Regions from separate parts of the Mus musculus genome. Here all the other regions are linked to region 3. Evidence: chromatin contacts called from ENCODE Hi-C or POLR2A ChIA-PET data. All regions are on one chromosome and are shown on one strand. The core of a region is the stretch at or near the end of the contact, and the rest is flanking DNA. Distances in the headings are between cores, read along the strand shown.

Region 1 (3,988 bases), core at 658-3,157, 44 kb after region 3:
AGTTCATCTTAATGAGTTAGAGGCTCAGAGTCAACCCCACACTAGACAGTCAACTCACTGTTCTAGTGACAATCCCAAATGAGTGGGGTACCCTTGATTTATAGGTTTCATTGTAGTAATAATAAAGATATGAACTTATGTTGGTAATGGTATTGCTGGGACGTTGCTTTGGTGGTGGCAATTGCACCCCCTAGGCTCAGCTACCCATTTGCCTACAGTCCATGCCTCAGTGCCCATGAGCCCCCAATCTAATTTCAGAGCCACAATCTCAGGAATCTACACTTAGCCTCTTAGGAGCCAAGAATGAACTCTTGGCTGGTTCTGGGATGCCTTGCACACAGTGAACCTCTGCCCTGCCCGTGCTTTCCTTGCACACAAGTGAGCCTCTGCAGTGTCTTCCTAGTGCTCAAAATAAAAGGAGCAGCCAGCTTTTGAAGTTTGACTTTGACATTCCCTTAGTCTGTGTTTGGTCAGTACTTCCTTCCTGCTGGCCTAGTACCTCCTATGCTGTTCTCCACTCTGTCTTCCTCATCTTCATCTTCCTCTTCCCCTTCCTCCCCTTCCTCCCCTTCCTCCCCCTCCTCCCTTTGCTGTTTGCTTCTACTCCAGCAAATCATAAAACCACAGCCTTGCTTGAGGCCATATAGCTTTCTGGAGGGAAAGCAGAATTGGCAGGCGGGGCTAGCCCATAGGTCAGTGAGGCCTTCCCAGAGTACCCTGTTAGTCAGCCCCCGACTCCACCCAAAAGGAGGAGGGAAGTCTGCAGTCACTCAGAGTGGGTATGGTTCACTAGCAAACCGTCCTGGCTCTGGCGGTGGGTGAAGCTTTGTTTGTATGGTGCTTGTTCAGTGTGTCAGTGGACCACTCAGAGCTCTCATCTTTGGACCATTTGGCTATAGGTCTTCAGAGAATATTGTGCTGAGGAGGTGGAGTTGGGGCTGAGTTTTAAATCTCTTGTTACTGTGCTCAAAAGATGCCAGCTCTACACATGACAGCAGTAGCCACAGGGGAGTGGAGAAGGCAGGGAAGGGCTCACCACCTCTCTCAGACCTTATTCTTTGCTTGTGTTCAACCTTATAAATAATAGGTACTTGGGTTGGTTTTTTGTTTTGTTTTGTTTTGTTTTTTATTCACTGATTTTGTTTTATCTTGAGACAGGGTCTAGCAATGTGTAGCCCAAGCTGGCATCATCTTGTAATCCTCCTGCCTTAGCCTCCCAGGTTTTGAGATTACAGGTGTGTGTCATCATACCTGGTAGTCATGGACTTTCTAATAGTGTCATTGATTCAACAGTCCGGGATGGACGTGACTCAGTGACCGTGTGGGACAGAGTCTGGTTTCTGGCTGGCAGCTTCGTAACCCCCATTCCTTGTCGGTATTTTTGGAGAGCATTCCACTATATGACAAACTGATCAACCCCTTGCAACGTTCATTGAGACCCAGTCATTTATTCAGCCAGTCAACAAATATTTTTGAGTGCTCACTGCATAGTAGGCTCCCTGGAGAGACTGTTGTGCGTGTGTGCACGAGTGTTGACATAGCAGCCAAAGCGCTGGGTTAGCAGCCTGGCTAAAATGCCCATCTCTGCTGCCCTCTGCTTAGAAGGCCTCTCACAAGCTTCTTAGCCACAGTAAAACATTTCTCACTTTTGAAGTATGGGTCTAGGCTATAAATCCTTCCCAGATGACAGGTTGTAGTTGGGACCTAAGCAGCCTGTGCCCTAAATATTCATATATACAGTAAGGCGGGAGAGAAGCCAGAGACAGGAAGTAGCAGGAGCTCCCGTGAGACACTCTCTTAGTCCCATGCCAGGATCTGCACAAGCACTGGGACACAGCAGTGACCAAGGAGAGGTCCTGCCTTCCAGCTGAAGGTAGCGGATGAGGCGCAAGCCAGAATGGCAGCAGGGCAGCTTGAATTGATGGCACAGGATGCTGCTGGGACTGGGGAAATTGGAAGTAGGGAAGCGGGCAGGGAAGGGAAAGCAGAAAGGGTCTGAGAGGTGGGCAGCTGCGGCAGAAGCTGTGAGGGAGGCAGATAGCAGCGTCTCACTGCCTGACAGAAGACTCGTTCTCAGCAGGCCACCACAACAGACACAGAATCAGGTAAATCCCAGCATAGGCCTCTCCCCAATGGGGCTGACAAGCAAGGAAACACCAGAGTTGTCTGTGGGACACTCCCGACCTCCACAACTATACACAACTCCTACATGGGAATCAAAATGACACTGAAGCCACATGTGGCTCTGTGTAATGGCCAGTCTGCTTGCTTTCCTCAGAAATCTGGGTCTTTACTGAGACCCAGCAACATGTGAAAGGGTATAAATGCCTGCAGAGGATACAGCCCTCAGATCTTTTCCAGACCAGGGAGCCCACCCACCCACCCACCCACCCACCCACCCACCCACCCACCTACCGGATCCCACAAGTAATTGGAGCAGATCCAGAAGCCCCAAGCTCTTCCTTATTTACCCTTCAGTAATTACATACCTTCCCTATTGGAGGCTGGGGCTGAGCAGTTAGTCTCCTATTGTCTTTACAGGAAATGACATCCATGTGACTTCTCAGGAAGGCAACCAGTGGCCACTCTGGTTAAGATAATTTGGGAAGTGCTCAGCATATCCGCTAGCAGATTGAGTCCAGCTGAGTTGGAAGCTTCTGGAAATGCAGACACGAGACGGTCACCGTAACCAGGGCACTGCTGGGTCAGTTCCCTGAACAGAATGAAGCTCTGCAGAGTTGGACTCCTCAGAAAGGGGCGTGACCAGGGCCTTGCCACTCTCTCTCATTTATAACCTTACTCAGGATTGAGAGCTCCTCCACTCACGGAGACCTAAGCAGTGAGGAGTGCATGGGAACTCAGAGGTGCTGGGCTCATCTACACTGAGCTTGCTTCCCTGTGCTCTCCCTAGCTCCAGGACCAGCAGCATGCATCCCCAGGCTACAGCAGCAGAGCTGTGAACGTCCCAGGCATATCACTCACACACACACACACACACACACACACACACACACACACACACAAACACACACACACACACACACACACACACACACACCGGACAAAAGAGATCCTCCCAGAAGAGCAGGAAGCTCCCAGTAAGTAAACTCTTCTGTCTCGTTGGCTTATGTTGACCTGTAAGTTTATTGTTGACTCGGTCACTGGCAAGAGTCTGGGGGTCTCCACCCTGAGTATACACAGAGTATTCACAGCAGTCACCTGGGAAAGCTTGGTTTGACAACTCCTGTGAAAGGTCCTGTCAGTGGGCTAGTGTCCTGCAAAGCCCTAAACCATCCTGATGGCTCCCCTTCAGGGACTGTTGCCCTGCTCTTAAGGCACGGTGGCTGGGGAAGTGTATGCGAGGGCTCCCTTAGGAAGAAGAAATTGAGCATAACCCTGCATTGATGAGAACCATCCCTGTTCATAGTGTGTTCAGATGTCATGCACAGCCTTGGTGTTCCCTAGAAACAGAGAGTACAAAGGGGGCTATGCACTGTTGTGTGGGAGTGCCCACAAAATCAGCATTACTCCTTCACGACTGCACAAAGATGCAGAAGACAAACCACTCTTTGTTATGCGTTAGTTGTTTCTACTGGTAACTAAAAGCATATATCCAAATCCTAATGAGATGGCGATAAATGTGCTGTAGTATAAAAGAGTTATGTGCTAGGTCCAGCGCTCGTTCCTACAGTAGATAAATAGCTCAGCCTTGGGAGTTACTGGAGAGGAAGAACACACTGCCACATGGCCTGAGAGTCACTTGACATGATGTTAGATGTGGAAAATGCTGCCAGTGGTAAATTTCTGCCCAAACAGTTGGTCACTGTGCCCTGGTTACTGATGCTCATTGGAGGAAATCATTAGGCTTTCTTCACTTTGAAAAGGGATAGCTATCCTGTTTTTTGTTTGCTTTTGGCAAAAGATACCCGGTCACCCCTTGACAAAGCTGCTTGGATAAAAAGGATATGGACAAACCCTGTCTACCATG
Region 2 (3,955 bases), core at 346-2,845, 37 kb before region 3:
ACATCAGCAAATCTTCTTGTGGAGACAGAATCCCTTTAAAGCTATCCGGAGGAAGAGTTGTGGGGTTTTCCTGTTTTTTTGTTTTTATTTATTTTTTTCAAAAGTAAGTAAAGAGAAAAAAACAGAACAGAGTCTTGCTGGGAGTTGGTTAATTTGTCATTTAATCATTTTGCCTCTTATTGGTCCACTAATTACGTGAAGAAGCTATTATGCTGCAGATGCCAAAAATGAGACTCCTCTCAAAGAAATTATTAACAATGGAGTGACTTAGTACCATCTGCTCCAGGTTTCAGGAAGAGATCGGACATGGAATTCCTCAGTGTCACCTTCTCTTGTCCTCAGTTTCCTCGTCCATCACATGAGGATCATTTACTGAATAGCAGCAAATTTCTCAAAAGAGCACTGCGGAAAAGACAAAGAAAAAAAAGTCAGCAAAAGAGACTGGTATTTTTAAACTACAGGGGAAATGTACTGAGCAGGAAAGATAACACAGACCTTGAGCGCCTAAGGAAGCCAAGGCTGCTTCGCTTAAACTTACTTCTTAGAAGATTAGATTTGCTGAGGGGGAGGGATGAGTTTCTTACCAAAATCATTAAAGAAAATGATTCTGAACATGTCTTAAAACAGAGTTCTCAGTAAACAGGAATTGCCTATAAAGAAAATCAGGAAGGCAAAATGTTTCTTTTTATGAAGTTACATCCTGCCATAGAAAAGCTGAATCGGAAATAAAGACTGCAGACCAACCCGGCTATTATTTCGTCAAGGAAAATCTGAGCAAAAAGCTCAGCTCAGCCACCAGCGAAAACAAGAAAACCAAGAGAAGTTTGAATGCCCCAAGGAGCCAGACGAGCAATGGCCACTGGTAAACAGCTAGGGAAAAGCACAAGCAATCTCTACTGGGTGGTTTTGGGACTCTTTGTTGCAGGCCCCTTGAATTTCAGTCATACTTCTCTTTCACTTTTCCTGGGGTAGGTGTGGGGGGGGGGGCGGGGAGCATATTTGGGTACCCAAGAAAATGAGACTAACAAGTCATTAATTTCTTACTATTTGTTGTGCGTTTGCTGGTCCTAGCTTTCCCAGTTTCTGCAATGGTACTTCTCTACTTTGCTCCTCACTTCCCTAATTTGCCATCGCCATTCTTAACACCTTTCCATTTTATCCTCCCACTCTCAAAGGCGAGGCTATCTCTTTGGAGAAATAGGTTCCCATGGCTGTGAGGCTGGAGTGGCAGGTGCCAGTCTCCACTGGCAAAGTGGAAAGCAGCTCATTCCCTGCGCACTCTCCTGCCCACCTCACCAACTCGCAACTCCACACGATCCTCAGACACACAACTCTTCCTTCTCCGCCAACCTCGCATCCTCTCACACACCCTGTGGCCGTGCGCACCGCAGGCTGCCCGCCACCACTGTAAAGCTCAACCCACTCGGCGGCCCCACCCATGGCCGTCCCGCCTCCGACGCATTCACCAATGGCTGCCGGCGCTCAGCCCTCAGCGGGCCCTTTGATAGGGCAGAAAGACCTGACAGTCTCAGGGCGTGTCCCGCCCCCTCTCGAACCCCTCGGGATCCGGAGCAGCCCGAGCATCAGCGAGAGTAGCTGCGAGAAGCCGCGGCGGTGGCGGCGGCGCGTCGGTGCAGTTGCGCCATCTGTCAGGAGCGCAGCCGGCGGGGAGGGGGCTCCGCAGAGAGGAGGAGGGGTCGCCGTGCGCCGGGCCTCCGAGACCCGCCCGCTGGTCAAGAGCTCAGCGAGGCCGCCTCTAGCCGGAGCGTTTCGAGGACTCCCCGGGCACACACAAAGCCGCCACCCGCGCCAGGGAGGGACCGGGCTGCCGGGCCGGGGACACCGGCGCCGCCCCCTCGGCGCTTCGCGAGGCCCACGAGCTCCTGGGCCCCGCCGCGGAGCCGCGGGAGCCGCCTGGGCCGCGCCGGAGGAGGGCGGGGAGAGGACCATGTGAATGTGCTCCGGAGCTGAGCGCCAAGCCAAGCAGGTAAGCGACAGGGGATGCGCGGAGCCTCGGGATGCTGCGGAGACGCCCGGCCCAGCGCCCCCGCACGGGCTGCTCCCGCTGCGGTCCCGCCGCGCAGCCTCCAGGGCGCCCCGCGACGCAGGACACTGATGCGGGGTGCCGCCCCGAGGCTGCGCAGGCACCGGGGTGTCTTTCCTCGGCCGCCGGCGGGTGCCGGGTGGAAAATAGGAATTGGCTTGGGGGTGAGGTTGGCCCAGCTCCGCCCCCGCCCTCCTTTCGCGGCCCCCCGCGGGGACCAGGGCTGTGTGTGTTGTTTTAATGTCAGGGATGATGTAATCACTTAATAATTGATGCCCCGTGCTGCTTTCCTCCCCACCCAACCCCTGCCCCACTCCTCCACCTCTCGGCTTCCTCCCTCGGTGGCCCTTGCCGTTCCCCAGCGCATCCTCCTGCCTATTTCTGGAACCTCCCTTGCACTTCCCCCACCCTCCCCTTCACCCTTCCTGTGCTACCACCCACCCACCCTTCCCCTTTCCCCTGTGTCTGGCCTTGCCTCCTCTTCCTCTGTCCCCCCACCCCTTTTGCTCTCTCAAGCTTATTTCTCCTCCCTTCTCGACACGCTGGATTTCCTCCCTACTTCCCTAGGTCGGTAGACGGTTTTGTTTGGTCTCCTCTAGGCTCTCTTATCTTTGAGGCCACAGGGACTGACTGAGCTAGAAAGAGGCCACCAAGCTTGGGCCCAGGAGGCGTTTGCTGGGACTCACTGGGAGGAGGGATAATAAAATCACCCGTTTTGCCCCTCCTTCCTCTAATAAATCAGACTCATTCTGTGTGTGTGTGTGTGTGAGTGTGTGTGTGACACAAAGAGCCCTTTCAGTTCATAGAGGAGAGACACATAAAGTACCCAGGGCACCATGCTTCTTGTGTCTCATCCCTGGGGCGTCCCTTTCTTTCTGGTGAAGCAGTTGATCTCTTAGTCTTTTCTGCCACACTTACCAAAAAATGAAGGCTCCCGGATCCCGGGTGGCAGGTGCAGGCATTTAGCTGTGTTTACAGACTGGTAGCATTGAGTGGCAACTGCAGTTTTCTCTATTTAAGGTGGTGGTGGGGGGGATTATTTCAGCTGTTTTAGGAGTTGCTATACTTTCAAGGAACCTTCCCCTATCCCTCATTTCCCCCCTTTTCTTCTTGGGGGATAGTTACTGATACCTGAGACAGGATAAATTGATGAGGGATCAGAAGAATTTTGTGTCTGAGTCAGAATCAAACTGTTTAACACGAGTGAGGCAGCCTGACTGGATTCCCTAAAGTCCAAGGCCTCTTTGCTGAGTGAAGTCTTTTGAAATGTGCTCTGGTCTGCCCAGCAATGCTGCCTAGCCCTTTTATTTAAGAAACTGGGGCCATGGATAGCAAGCACTTGGGCTGGCGTTTGGAAGACCCTGGAGGTGTACCACTTGTCTGCTTCAAGGTTGACTTTGGAAGCTCACATCCGGCCTCTCACCCTTTGTGCTCAGTCTCCCTGTCTGGCTCTACCCAGTGAGTACCACACATTCAGACTTGGAGGAAGTGGTTTCAACTCTCACACTTTGGGTCTAGTTAATTATGAACAGGGGATGTAGATGTCTGAGTTCAGAACCTATGGTGTTCCTCTGAAGGTAGAAATGTTAATGTAAGTCTCAGGCTTAGTTTGTCAAAACTTAGGTCTGATCTGCTGATTCCTGGGTTGTGGGGTCTCAACTGTTGAAAGTAACGAAACTGTCCCAAGTTTACTCTTTAGCTGTTTTATCTGAAAAGAGTTGTGATCCATTAAGCTGACATCTTTTGTGGAACATATATATTTATACATATACACACACAGTAGAAGGGCTAATACTGAATGTTCTCTGAAAACAAAGGCTGGTTTGTTGGGATGCCAGACCCAGAAAGGAAAGTCAGTACACGATAAACTTGCACCGTACTGACCAAGTCAGAGGCACTTATTAATGATAA
Region 3 (3,965 bases), core at 1,465-3,964:
GTGTACCACGTGGCAGAAAGGGCACAGCGATCGAGGGTCCTGAGCAAGTCCTGACCTCAGCGCTGACAAAACATGCAGTGCTATCAGAAAACCATAGATGCCATGCTGTGTGTCCAAAGGCCAGGTTTTCATACCACAGCACCTGAAGCAGGGGAGCCCCAAGTGGGAGCTGGGTCGTGACTGGCCTTTCCCTGTCACTGGGCCGAGTTGGCCAAGCATTGGCTTACTTCCCAGCTTTACTGGGTAGGAGATTTATACAGCAGGCCAGAGGAAGCCTTCCTTCCTCTCTGCCTGGCTTTCTTCTGTAGTTCTCTGTCAGGATTCAGTGTTATATTAATTTAAAACAAGCAAAGAGACTCTTTGTCTGGGGGTGATTTTGTCCATCTTTAGAAGAATATTTTTAAAAGTAGGCCTTCTAGACCAGAGAAAAGAATAATTTAAAATGTTAATGAAGAAGCACCTTTTCCCATTATGAAAGAGCTGGACGTGCATTCAGCTGCTGCTTATGGAAAAAAGAAAAAGCAAATTTGATCGTGGGAAAACAGTGGAATAGCCCTCAGATATGCAGGTGACATAGCAGTTGTGGTAGTGGCCCACTTTGAGCTGTGAGTCTGGGAGGCCATGAGTCAACTATCAGAGCCCAGCCACTGCTGGAGCAAGCCCAGGATGCTCACTGGAGCAAACCCAGGATGCTCACTGATCAGAGCCCATCACCTGCTGGAGCAAGACCAGGATGCTCACTGGAGTTCCAAATATTTGGATTTCATTAGTTTTGACTACTAGCCAATGTAGTATCTTTTGCCTGTCTCTTTTTTTTGTAGTGACGAAGAGGTGATGATCGGGGTCTATTTTTATAGATTTTACTATATCAGAGTAAGATTGTTTAGAGGAAAAAAATAAAAAGCTTGGGAAATGATGACTTCAAACCGACAGAGCAAATGTGCTGTTCAGGAAAAAGGACTCATTATCTGTTGGGAATGCAACTTTTCTGATTTGTTGTCTCCATCTGACTCTGGGAGGTAAAATGCAATTCAGTGAGACTCTTACACTTGTTTCCATAAAAGTCTCGGCAGCCATCCTTACCCCTGAACTTTACCCCAGGAGCCCCATTCCTTCCCTATCAGTGCAGGTTTGAGGCAGCTCACAGCCGATTTCTGCTTCCTTTCCTGTCAGCCCGTCTCCTGACTGGGTTGCAGTCAGCAGTGTTGTTCACTAACCTGGAGGAAGCCCCGAGTTCAGGTGCTTCTCCCCACAGCCTTCCCGTATCCCAGTCGGCTACCTCTGCTGGCTTCTCTCCCACAGCCTTCCCGTGTCCCAGTCGGCTACCTCTGTTGGAGTCTTCCTGGTTCACCTGATACTTTGTACTGGTTCTCTTACCCTGTTTCCTGTGGCATTCAGAAAGACCTGCTAGCCCAGCCCTGTGCTCTAACCCACTTGTCTTTGTCTCTAACTGCCAAGCTTTGTAAGTGCTCCCCAGCATAAATGCCCCCCAGCGTCAGCCTTCCCTCACTTCAGTGGGTGCTCCCTAGCATTCGCTCCCAGTATCAGCCTCCCTTCACTTCAGTGGGTGCTCCCCAGCATCCTCCCCTAGCGTCAGCCTTCCCTCACTTCAGTGGGTGCTCCCCAGCATCCCCACACCCCAGTATCAGCCTCCCCTCACTTCAGTGGGTGCTCCCCAGCATCCCCACACCCCAGTATCAGCCTCCCCTCACTTCAGTGGGTCCTCCCCAGCATCCTCCCCTAGCGTCAGCCTCCCCTCACTTCAGTGGGTGCTCCCCAGCATCCTCCCCTAGCGTCAGCCTCCCCTCACCTTTTTGTGATCACCTTTCATGATCTTGTTTCAGTTCGGCATGGTCTCTGTGTCTGATGGAAATAAACTCATTGGAGGAAAATGAACTTGTGCTGCTCTGATTCCTGCTGTTCTACAGGTGCTGTGAACTATTCTGAAGAAGTCACAGACAACCTAGATCTAACAGAATATGTTTCTCTGAAAGTTTTAACTTGGAGTTGAAGATATTTCTCAGTGGTTACAGTACTCTCCTAGTACGTCCAAGGCTTTCAGTCAGTCTCCATGAATAACCAACCTACTGTGAAGTTTTGCTCCTCTCAGTGCCATATTAAGTGATATTCTTATACCATTGACCTTTTTCAAGATTCATCTGTGTACCATGATGAAATTAATTTATCTTACTGCTGTCTCCCATGGTATCCACTTTAAGATGTACCACAGTTTTTAAGTATCTTCTCCTGTCAGTGGGTATCTGGGTCATTTCTGTTTTTATTTTTTTATGTTTGTGCTATTTTCATCAGTGCTGCCGTGAGCATTGAGTGTGCATACTACAGCAGCTTCTCTGTGAGAGATCGCGAGGGTAGAGCTCCTGAGTCAGAGTGTGTGTGCACCCTCCACTCCACTGGATAAAACCAGATTGGTTTCCGAAGTGTGGGTCAACAATTGGCATGCCTATGAGGAAACAGTAACTTTGAAGAGGAGAGAGAAGTCTGGGGAGAAGGTGGAAAGCAGGGTTAGCTAAACATTGGACAGGAAAGGGACACCACTGGGCTGTGGTGAAGTAAGCTTCCTTTTGAAGAGTGGAGTAACCGTGGGATACTGAGGAAGAGTGAGGGGGTTTTAAGTTGTCACCAGGGAAACAGTAGCAAGTGACCTCATGGACAGGAGTCACATTACACTGAGGGAGCAGAGTCCGTCTTGCTTGCAGTGGGCATGCCCAGTCCTCTCCTCACCAGGTTCGAGCTGGCAGCACTTGTAGGCACTGCCTGGGGAGCATGTGCTGCCAGGCTCAGACAGGTCTGTTTCCAGGTCAGATGCATGGTGTCTTGGCCTCTAAGAAAATTTTCACAACAGCCACAGGAGCATGCAAATATTTGTCCAGTTACCTCCGTGCAGTCACAGTGGCCCCTTGTGCCAGCCATGCTCTGTGTCATTCCTATTCGGCACACTTACTTACACATTGCAGTCTCTTCTACTTCCTACCTGTACCTGATGAAAATTCAGAAGTTCCCAGGGGCTCCTCATTCACTTGACCAGAATGAGAAGAAATGTCTATGGCGTGAAGAATAGCAATGGCTCTGAGCTGTGACACAGTCCTTAGTGACTGACTGACCACTCTGAGTTTTAAAGGAGTATGCTTGCTTTTCAAAGAATTCCCGTTCTTCCAAATGTAGACGTGGGGACCGGTAGCTCCTTTGTTGCTGTTTCTGAATTGGAAAGTGGAGCAGTAAACCATTAAAAGCACGTGGTCTCTGGAGGCTGAGAAGGGCAGCTTTTTTTAACTTGTTATTTTTGGACCCTCTTCATTAATAATAACATTTGTCAGATACATTTGATTCCAGGCCAGCGAGATCACTGATGCTGAAACCTTCAAGATAAATATATCGTAGCTTTTCATTATGTGTTGACTAGTAGTATTGCGGGTTAGACACTTTTGAGGGTGATATTTCCAATTTGAGGAACATCCTGTTGTTCTGTAACTAACACTTGTACACTGCCAAAAAGGTGGGAAAGAACCCTAATGTCCCATGCTTGAGTTTGCCTCGTGTAACCAACCTGCAAAGCCCCATGGGGTGCAGGTCAGTCTTGGTTAAAATGTGGAGTGCCCAAATTAATAAGTCAGCCGGACAGCTGTTTAGGTTGCTAAATAAGAAGAAAGTAGGAGAGAAAATCACTTGTGAAATACAAGCTTAATTTTGAAAGCAAAATTCCTATGCGGGAAAAGCCTACAGAAACCACACTGGAATGCTAATAGTTGTCTTTGGGATCTGAGATTATGGGATTTCCCATAATCTTGTTTGTGTTTGCTAATGTGACTATAGAGTTTTATAATAAAATTAATTAGAAGGGTAGGTGTAAGGGAAGTTGATCTGGATTTCAGTTGCTGCTCTCCCACTAACCAGCTGTTTGGCCATGGGTAAACATTTTTGCTTGGCACTGGCGCCTCAGGAACTAA

What was found. Hi-C counts contacts between places; a loop is a spot of excess contacts on that map. ChIA-PET counts read pairs that join two places held with the same protein, here RNA polymerase II (POLR2A).
Region 1: a loop to region 3 is called in a map of heart, with 1.8 times the contacts of the local background. The contact joins two enhancer-like sites. A Hi-C loop is called at or near these places in 3 of 37 maps with a recorded cell type or tissue (all heart). POLR2A ChIA-PET finds 5 or more read pairs at or near these places in 1 of 5 experiments (embryonic stem cell).
Region 2: a loop to region 3 is called in a map of heart, with 3 times the contacts of the local background. The contact joins the promoter of Fyn here to the enhancer-like site in region 3. A Hi-C loop is called at or near these places in 5 of 37 maps with a recorded cell type or tissue (T-helper 1 cell, heart and left cerebral cortex). POLR2A ChIA-PET finds 5 or more read pairs at or near these places in 2 of 5 experiments (Patski and embryonic stem cell).

Annotation. Positions count from the first base shown.
Region 1 is chr10:39,448,674-39,452,661 of GRCm38, forward strand. The region is part of intron 2 of Fyn (Fyn proto-oncogene); the gene reads left to right. Among named protein-coding and RNA genes, the nearest start is that of Fyn, 81 kb to the left of the region's middle. Within about 2 kb of position 1,908, at least 2 of the 3 ENCODE cell types and tissues checked have a DNase peak (open chromatin) inside an H3K27ac peak, as active enhancers do; they include heart, where a contact is called at or near this core.
Region 2 is chr10:39,368,204-39,372,158 of GRCm38, forward strand. Fyn (Fyn proto-oncogene) reads left to right here and starts at 1,596. Exons shown (of 14, transcript NM_001122893.1): 1 at 1,596-1,987. It overlaps Gm31616 (predicted gene, 31616), which reads right to left and starts at 1,409. Exons shown (of 2, transcript NR_168583.1): 1 at 1,292-1,409; 2 at 1-402.
Region 3 is chr10:39,403,702-39,407,666 of GRCm38, forward strand. All of the region lies in intron 2 of Fyn (Fyn proto-oncogene), which reads left to right. Among named protein-coding and RNA genes, the nearest start is that of Fyn, 36 kb to the left of the region's middle. Within about 2 kb of position 2,715, at least 1 of the 3 ENCODE cell types and tissues checked has a DNase peak (open chromatin) inside an H3K27ac peak, as active enhancers do; it is heart, where a contact is called at or near this core.